Regions from separate parts of the Homo sapiens genome. Here region 2 is linked to region 1. A link is an interaction called in ENCODE POLR2A ChIA-PET data of the cell type or tissue named here. Cell type or tissue: HCT116. All regions are shown on one strand.

What was found. Peaks named below come from ENCODE experiments on the same cell type or tissue, not always from the same donor. Only the 100,000 strongest peaks of a DNase experiment are listed, where the experiment ranks them.
Region 2: POLR2A ChIA-PET joins it to region 1 with 6 read pairs; 2 of 35 experiments call an interaction of 5 or more read pairs at or near these places.

The regions. Positions count from the first base shown.
Region 1 is chr1:50,619,154-50,624,153 of GRCh38, reverse strand. The region is part of intron 8 of FAF1 (Fas associated factor 1); the gene reads left to right. Among named protein-coding and RNA genes, the nearest start is that of FAF1-AS1, 180 kb to the right of the region's middle. In HCT116, CTCF peaks have their summits at 3,197 and 3,402 (motif pointing left); DNase peaks (open chromatin) are centred at 2,963 and 3,323; H3K4me3 peaks cover 468 bases; H3K27ac peaks cover 733 bases.
Region 2 is chr1:51,442,524-51,447,523 of GRCh38, reverse strand. It overlaps EPS15 (epidermal growth factor receptor pathway substrate 15), which reads left to right. Exons shown (of 25, transcript NM_001981.3): 10 at 419-564; 11 at 2,479-2,635. Among named protein-coding and RNA genes, the nearest start is that of EPS15-AS1, 73 kb to the left of the region's middle. In HCT116, no CTCF peak of the experiment used is centred here; no DNase peak of the experiment used is centred here.

The DNA.
Region 1 (5,000 bases):
CGAAAGTTGTGTCTGGACTAGGACTAGTCATTTCTACTTGACTGCCTGCCACGGAACTACGTGGTCTTTCTAGTGGCAACACTAGCATACAGTGCCATTTGTATTTGTGGTTCTTCTTCTTCTTTCTTCTTTCTTCTTCTTCTTTCTTCTTCTTCCTTCTTCTTCCTCTTCTTCCTCTTCTTCTTTCTTCTTCTTCTTCTTTCTTTGTTTTTTTTTGAGACAGGGTCTCGCTCTGTCACCCAAGCTGGAGTGCAGTGGTGCAATCACAACTCACTGCAGCCTTGCCTCCTGGCTCCTGGGCTCCCACTTCAGCTTCTTGGGTAGTTGTGACTACAGGCGCATACCACCATGCCTGCCTAATTTTTTGTATTTTTTGTAGAGACAGGGTTTTGCCAAGTTGCCCAGCCTGGTCTTGAACACCTGGGCTCAAGTGATCCTCCCACCTTGGCCTCTCAAAGTGCTGGGATTACAGGCATGAGCTACCACACCTGGCCTCATTTGTGCTCTGGTTTATGAGGAATTTTTTTAAACCTGAGCCAAAATTTCTTTTTCTTTTCTTTCTTTCTTTTTTTTTTTTTCAAGACAGAGTCTCACTCTGTTGCCTAGGCTGGAGTGCAAGTGGCACGATCTCAGCTCACTGCAACTTGCCCTCCACCTGCCGGGTTCAAGCAATTCTCCTGCCTCAGCCTCCCGAGTAGCTGGGACTACAGGTGCACGCCGCCACACCCAGCTAATTTCTTTGTATTTTAGTAGAGACAGGGTTTCGCCATGTTGCCCAGGCTGGTTTCGAACTCATGAGCTCAGGCAGTCCACCCGCCTTGGCCTCCCAAAGTGCTAGGATTACAGGTGTGAGCCACCACGCCTGTCCTAACCTGAGCCAAAATTTCTAAAAATTCCCAAACTACACTCAAAATGGAAGATTGTCTCCCAAATGCCACAGTTTTAATGAATGAATATAATCTAGCAGTGTCCTCAAATGCTCTTTACTTCATATGGGCTGATTTGAACTCGATGCACTTATTGAGCTTATTGATACTTGAGGATCTGAGGAAATGAAGCAATACAGGTAAAGTTCAGTAAAGTTGGGAACCGGTGAGAACAGGGTCATGGTGTAGGAGAAGATGATATTAGTGAGCCCTAGGGAGCAAAAACTAGGGTACAGTATGGGATTACCACCAAGTGCAAGATAATGAGGGAGAGAATCAGGTCCTAGAGGAAGATTTGAGGAATAAGGGTAGAATCTAAAAGAAACTTCAAGCTACCTCTCATTTATGACCAATTGTGCCTACCACTGCTTCCTGGTGTGCACAGGTATACTATCAAACGTTCTCCAGAGAAGCCAAATTCCCCTACTCCTCACAGTATTTTCAGGGATATCCCACTTTAGTAAAGAGGAGGTCATAGTAGGTGTCCAATAAATACTGGAATCCTCTCTGTTCCTCTTTACCATCCTCCCCACCCCCAAGTCCAAGATTTCCCTTAACTCTGAAATTTTATGATTCTGTAAAATTCTAATACATGTCCTTCAGCAAATGAAATGGATCAATTAAAAACAGGTAAATTTCAAGTAATATTAGATTCCTGGATGACAATTGTACTAATATCCTTTAAAAGTAACTCTCAAGAGAGTGGATGAGATAGCTAACTAAATGCGGCCTGGAAGTGCCACTTCTACCGAGAGAGACCAAATCATCAAGTCAGCATAATTTGGGCAACTCTTAGGAGAGAAAATGCCAAGAGTGGCTGGTGAGGAGATGCTGAAGCCAAGGCTGAAAAGGGAGGAAGCTGGGAACCTTGTGTGGAGTATCTGAATGCTGGTGCTAGTTCTTGGCCCTGAATAGCTTTTGGGAAAGGGGTGTATTAAGGAAATGAGGGATAGCTCACTCTTGCCACAGACCAGCCTAGCTACGGCGGACCCTTTATCCTCCATGGACATGTGAGCTGGCAGGGTAATCTTTCTTTTTTTTTTCTTTTTATTTTTTTTTTTTTGAGATGGAGTCTCGCTCTGTTGCCCAGGCTGGAGTGCAGTGGTGTAATCTCGGCTCACTGCAACCTCCACCTCCCGAATTCAAGTGATTTCCTGCCTCAGCTTCCTGAGTAGCTGGGATTACAGGCACCTGCCACCATGCCCGGCTAATTTTTGTATTTTTAGTAGAGACTGGGTTTCACCATACTGGCCAGGCTGGTCTCGAACTTCCGACCTCAGGCCATCCGCCTGCCTTGGCCTCCCATAGTGCTGGGATTACAGGCGTGAGCCACTGTGCCTGGCCAGCAGGGGAATCTTTCTAGGGAGCAAGACAGACAGGAGTGTGGTCGGCATGGAGCCCAGGAGCTTTTGTGTGCTGGTCAGCTCTGGCAGAGATTAGCCATAGACACCCACCCTCCAGGGCTCCTCATCTTCCTCTAGGAGGTGCTGGCCCCAGGTAACCTCCAACCTAAGAAAGATCGGGGCTGGGCCAGGTGCAGTGCCTCACTCCTGTAATCTCAGCACTTTGGGAGGCCGAGGTGGGTGGATCACCTGAGCTCAGGAGTTCGAGACCACCCAGGGCAACATGGTGAAACCCTGTCTCTATTAAAAATACAAAAAAATTAACTGTGTGGTGGTGCGCCCCTGTAGTCCCAGGTATTTGGGAGGCTGAGGCAGGAGAACCACTTGAGCCCCAGAGGCGAAGGTTGCAGTGAGCTGAGATCCCGCCACTACACTCCAGCTTGGGCTACAGAGTGAGACTCCATCTCAAAAAAAAAAAAAAAAAAAAAAAAAAGAAAAAAAGAAAGATCGGGGCTAACTTCCCCGTAAGACTGGGGCATATCTGCAAGCCCTCCTGCTCACTGGCTCCTGCGAAGGCCCATTCCTAGCTGCCTTGCAGGAGCGTGTACACAGCACCCCCTTTGCAGCCCAGCCAGAGTGCATTGTTCCACCTGAGTATTTTCCCAGTGACTCAGGAGCACATCAGAAACCCCAGCACAGCCATAACCCCACCCTGAGCTGTGGGACTTCCTGGTACTTCCAGGGCTGTGGCATGTAGCTTAGGAGTATGGAGCCAAGATCTAAGACCAACACTTGAGCAGGGGAGGAGCCCCCACCATCAGAGGACTGAGAACTAGGGTAGGAGCAGGGTGTGCCTCCCTCCACAGGGCTGGTCCGGAAAGTGTGCGGCATATCTCCCTGCTCCAGCCTCTGCCTGAGGGGGCCCCATGGCCCGGAACACCTAACAAAAGAAAATGCAGGCACAGTGCCAGTGACTGGAGGGGGCACCCCCAAGGCTCAGAAGCAGACCTGGTGAGGGAGCCATCTCCTCCCCTCCCACACCACAGAGCACACCTGAGAATGCAAGAAAGTACAAAAGATCTATGTGGCTGGATATTTGCCTAGCTACTGGCCATTACTCTTAAGCACCATCTACTGGATCGCAGCTCAAACTGCAAAAACAAAAATTATCCTGCTAATATATACACCTGTGAAACCAAGTGCAAGAATTCACCCACACATAAAGAATCAACACAAGAACTCTCGCAGTTGAAAAAGCCAGTGTCCCCTTACCTCCAGACAAGTCCACTAGTTTCCCAACAATGGTTCTTAACCATTCCAAAATGACTGCAATGACAGACACAGAATTGAGAATCTGGATGTCAACGAAGTGCATTGAGATTCAGGAGAAAATTGAAACCCAATCCAAGGAATCTAGCAAAATGATCCAAGAGCTGAAAGATGAAATAGTCATTTTAAGAAAGAACCAAACTGAATTTCTAGAGCTGCTAAGTTTACTACAAGAATTTCATAATACAATACAAGTATGAACAACAGAATAGACCAAGAGGAGGAAAGACTCTCAGAGCTCAAAGACTGGTTCTTCAAATCAACTCATTCAGACAAAAATAAAGAAAAAATTTAAAACAATGAACAAAACCTCCAAGAAATGTGGGATTATGTTAAGAGACCAAATCTAGGCTGGACACGGTGGCTCACGCCTATAATCCCAGCATTTTGGGAGGCCGAGGCGGGCGGATCATGAGGTCAGGAGTTCGAGACCAACCTGGCCAACATAGTGAAACCCTGTCTTTACTAAAAATACAAAAATTAGCCAGGCGTAGTGGTGGGCACCTGTAGTCCCAGCTACTTGGGAAGTTGAGGCAGGAGAATCGCTTGAACCTGGAAGGCAGAGGTTGCAGTGAGCCGAGATTGTGCCATTGCACTCCAGCCTGGGAGACAGAGCAAGACTCTGTCTCAAAAAAAAAAAAAAAAAGAGAGAGAGAGACCAAATCTACTATTCATTGGCATTTTTAAGAGAGAAGGAGAGAGAATAAGCAACTTGGAAAATATATTTGAGGATATAGTCCATGAAAATTTCCCTAATCTCACTACAAAAATTGATATGCAAATCCAGGAAATACAGAGAACCCTGGTTAGATACTATATGAGACGACCATCCCCAAGGCATGTACTCATCAGATTCACCAAGGTCAATGTAAAAGAAAAAATCTTAAAGGCAGCTAGAGAGAATGGTCAAGTCATATACAGAGAGAACCCAATCAGGCTAGACAACCCCATTAGCAGCAGGCCTGTGAGCACAAACCCTACAAGCTAAAAGAGATTTGGGGCCTATATTCAGCATCCTTAAATAAATTTCAACCAAGAATTTCATATCCCAGCAAACTAAGCTTTATAAGTGAAGGAGAAACAAAATCCTTCTCAGACAAGCAAATGCTGAGGGAATGTGTTTCAAATAGACCAGCCTTATAAGAGGTCCTTCTGGGAGTACTAAACTTGGAATCAAAAGAATGATACCACTACAACAAACACACACTTAAGCACATAGCCCACAGACACTGAAAAGCAATTATACAATCAGGTCTACATAGCAGCCAGCTAACACCACAATGACAGGATCAAAATCACATATATCAGTACTAACTTTGAATATAAATGGGCTAAACGCCTCACTTAAAAGACACAGAATGACAAACTGAATAAAAAGATAAGACCCAACCATCTGTTGTGT
Region 2 (5,000 bases), 820 kb before region 1:
AAGATAATGACAGGATATGCAAATCAGCCAGTTTGGCTATGGTTAACACTGCTGGGTCAAACTATAAAAAATAAAGATTGAGAATTATCTGAGTATTTTGTTTATACAGACTTTCAGTTACCTATATTAATGTGGGCATTAGTCAAGAGTTAACTATGTTTGAATTTACTCATTTCTTAAAAAAAAGTAAAAATGTGCACCTATGGATAAGTCCTAACTGACCTGTATTTTCTTCTGTTATTTTCTCTTCCCCACAGCATTTTGATTGAGATGTCATATGGAAGTGATACATTGTTGCTCTGAGTTAGTAGGGTAGAATTGTTCAGAATTTGTGATGGATATTGTAATGGATTGAAAGAGTGACACTTCAAAGTTTGTTTCATTTTGGCAGAAATACTGTTTTTTTTCCTCCCTGTAGTGGGTTGTATCCCCTGCAGAAAAAGCTAAATATGATGAAATCTTCCTGAAAACTGATAAAGATATGGACGGATTTGTGTCTGGATTGGAGGTCCGTGAAATATTCTTGAAAACAGGTTTACCTTCTACCTTACTAGCCCATATATGGTAAGACTTTATTTGAATTGATTTTTTAAAAATATGGTTTTGTATCAATTCCAGTTTCTGCATTTTGATTTTTAGTCATTTGTAAATAGGACAGTTTTTGTTTCAGAATTTTTTATAGAGAAAATCAGAATCTGAAGAATTCTTCTGGCTAATGGACAAAAGCTTGAGAATGGGTTACCTGAAGCTTTATAAGATTGACAGCATCCGCTGGGCATGGTGGCTCACGCCTGTAATCCCAGCACTTTGGGAGGCCGAGGTGGGTGGATCACCTGAGGTCGGGAGTTTGAGACCAGCTTGGCCAACATGGTGAAAAGCTGTCTCTACTAAAAACACAAAAAATTAGCCAGACATGGTGGTGTGCGCCTGTAGTTCCAGCTACTCGGGAGGGTGAGGCAGGAGAATTGCTTGAACCTGGGAGGTGGAGGTTGCAGTGAGCTGAGATCACGCCATTGCACTCCAGCCTGGGCAACAAGAATGAAACTCCATCTCAAAAAAAAAAAAAAAAAGAATGACAGTGTCAGTTAATTGTTATTAGAATGTTAAAATCCAGCTTCTGTTTATATCAATTAAACTTAAAATTTTCAGAGAGAATCCAGATATCTGAAATTTAAACAATGTAAAAAACAGTATCTTCAAGGCATACCTGCATAATTTTATAGTGTATATGTATACTTTCATACCTTCACATAGGAATAACATACTTGGTCCTTGAAAAGGCAAACCCTAGTGTCTTTAATGAATTTCACAGAAAATGAGATAATGTATATGAAAATGCTTTATAGTTTGTCTGCCGCCAATCCACCTAACGATACCAGAGGTTATCTTCAGGTTTTCAAGAGGCAGAAACGTCACAAGTGGGGCCACATGGTTGTAAAGAGAAACTTAGAAAAGAAGGGAGGCAGACAGTAAGTAGATCTGCCTTAAAAGAAACAAGAACCCAAGACTGGGAAAGATTAAATATGCATAACTAGTAGTAGCTGCCACTATTGAGTGCCTAGGGTAGGCACTATACTCAATAAATGGCAGTTGTCACGGGCTTAATGTTATGCCTAAGCTTTTTATATATCCTGTCTTTAATTCTCATAGTAATTTCGCAAGATGGGTGTTATCATCTCCACTTTATAGATGAGGAAACTAAGATTTGGAGAGGTTAAAAAACTTAGCCAAGGTTATAAGAAGAAATAAGTAGAAAAGCTGGAATTTAAGATCTATGTGACATGTAGTCTTTTTACTTATGTAGTCTTTTCATCAGGCCCTACTGGCCTTCAGTGCATTAAACAGATCAGGATTTCAGAAAGCTGAGCTTTTTTTTTTTTTAATTACAGAAAAAGAAAGTAGAGTAAAACCTTTGCAGTTTCTCTTCAAGTGATTGTGTAAAGCTTTCCAGATTGCTGCCTTTTCCTCACATGTGATTTCCATTTGCAGCTGTTTATTCTGCTTTGGCTTGGTGATCCTTGTATCCTCCTACTCCAAGAGTTGCAGGAGGCATAGCAATATCAAAATTGTGCTTGTTTTAGAATCCTTCTAATGCCACCAGTGAATCAAATTTGTTGAGACTTAGATTTTATCTTTAATATCTTTTAATGTTAAAAATGTTGGGTGTAAGGAATGTTAGGATTCTTTGGCCCACCACAACTTTTACTGTATAGTGGTTCTGAAAATTGGTAAGAAAACACAAAGTGTAAACCCAGATTAGAGGCTCCTGCTCAGCACCAGGGTGAACATTCTCTTTTTACCATCTTAGCTGATCTACCTCTTCGAACAGTTGAGTGAGTTTTTAATAACCTGCAAGTTGGTGTGACTGTCTTTTTAAATTCACCTCATTATTTTAAAAAAGCTGCATAGTGGTACTTTTTCTCTGGACTTTTTGCAGTTGTGGCACTTACATACCATTCATTTTGTTTATTTGTGCAGGTCATTATGCGACACAAAGGACTGTGGGAAGCTTTCAAAGGATCAGTTTGCCTTGGCTTTTCACTTAATCAGTCAGAAGTTAATCAAGGGCATTGATCCTCCTCACGTTCTTACTCCTGAAATGATTCCACCATCAGACAGGGCCAGTTTACAAAAGGTAAGAAAGCTTAAAAGGAAACCTGAATGTATTAATTTCAAAGGAACAATACTATGTCGAATTACAGATTCAATTTGGATGAAATAGAAGAGAAAATGTATCTGGCTAAGAGCAGAACAGTATACTGTTTGTGGTTTAGTTTGTGCCTATAAATATGCTGGAGTGCCTTGTATAACATCCTTGGCCAGTAGCTTGTTTACCCCATTCATTAAACATGACAACTATATTTCCAGTCTTAAAATTGGAAAATGTGGGCTTATTTTTCCTTTCCTGGATTTGTGAATTAAGTTTTATGAATAGATTATAAAAGGAAAGCTATAAAAATTAAATTATTGTGTTTCACTTGATGATTCACTCTTACATAAAATGATACAGATTTGAAAACAGAATCTTGCATATGATGGTTGCTTGGTGTCAATTTTACATCAAAAAAGCCTCCAAGGAAAACATTATGTTGAGGATGTATCTGTGCGGTTTTTGCTGTAGGTGACCTTTTGTTCCTGAGTATACCACTGAACTTCATATTTGAACAGCTAGAAGTGGGTTTTACCTAGTTTTGGTTTCTGGACAGCAGTGAGAATTTTCAAAACTTCATTGTTTTAGTCATGCCTTGATTTTTCTCTCCTCATGTAGAAACCCTTCCTAGTATGATGCATTTGCAATATCTTGGCCTTTAATAGACCTTTGAAAGGACTTGCATACCATAGTGGCTATTTGCCTTTAAAAATAAATACTTTGTATTTTTAAATCTCTTATGGCCTATAAAGTATAACCATGGCTGTGGAGATTTTTCAGGGTTGTTATACAGTAATAAGAGTTGTCAAATGTGTGGTATGAGGAGAGCTCTTTAAAATATCATAGAATATTTTGGGTTTTGCATTAATTTTGTCACATGGTTCTTAAAAATCCCATTTTAAAAAGATTAATAAAAACCAAATTGGGACCAAGCACAGTGGCTCACACCTGTAAACCCAGTATTTTGTGAGTCCGAGGTGGGAGGATCACTTGAGGCCAGGAGTTCCTGGGCAACATAGCAAGACCCTGTCTCTACAAAACAAAAACAAAAAAATTAGCCAGGTGCGTTGGCGTGTACCTGTAGTTCTAGCTACTCGGGAGGCTGAGGCAGGAGGATCACTTGAACCCAGGAGTTTGAGGTTGCAGTGAGCTAAGTAAGATCCAACTGCTACACTCCAGCCGGGGCAACAGAGCAAGACCCTGTCTCTTAAAAAAAGAAAGAAAGAAAGAAAGAAAGAAAATTGGATTTTTTTGGTAAGCTAAATGGAATTTATAGCTACCAGGTATGGAGAGTTACTTATAGAAGTTTTTGTCCTTATTTGTAATAAAATAAATATTTTATTATCTGCTTTGTGAGTTATGGGGGGGGCCTTTTTGTGAATTTTTTGATTCCTTATGATGTATGACATGAGTCCCTTAAGTTGTGGAAAAGGCTGAAAGTGATGCCACCCAGAAGGATAAAGGTTACTGAATATGCATTTTTGCTCTTTGCTATATAACTGTACCTCAGTTATGGAATACTGTGTTGTTTCATGCTTTCTTTCACCTATGCAGACTGCTTTTTTTTTTTCTGCCTTCTTCATTTTATAACCTATTCAATTGCCTACCAACACAAATTTTAGATATGACAGAAATTTCTGAAGCAAATTAAAAGTTTGAAGTCTATGTTAGTAGATGCTTGAAGTTGCATGAGGTATAGTTTTTAATTTAGTAGATTTGTCTGAAGTTCATTCACTAGATCATAGATACGTTTGTCTATTTATGTCAGATACCAGTATTATTCATTGAAATGGGAATTTATCACTGCTATCTTATCTATTAACCCAAAATTTTAACTTTAAAAATGAAAACTTGCATTGTTTTATCTTTCAAATAACCTCTTTTCTCTTTAATCTGGTTTTTTTAGTACTGCATTTTTTGCAGCTTTGACTAATCCTTTTTTGAATGTTGCTTTCCTTTCTGTGTTTTTTCTAGTTTGGACTATTTTTTCCATTCTGCAGCACTCTGCTTTTCGCCTTTCTTGTACTGTCAGTTTCTTAACTCTACTCTCTCTCAAGGTTAGAGCTTTACTTTATGCCTTTTTTAGCTTTGTGGTTTTTGGTTTACAAGATACATTTTGAAATGAGAGGTTTTTTATTCAGCAAAAAAAAGAAAATTCCTAAACAGCATGCTTTTGTCACATGTCACTTGGTCCTTGTGTGCATTTTAGTCTGCCTTCCCTAGGCTCTCTGATCCACTTAACATCACCAAAGTAGAATTTTTGTGTAATGCACAAGAATAGGGTAAGAGAAAACATTTTGAAAGAAGGGGACATGCTACATATTTTTTCTCATATACCCTTCAAATGCTA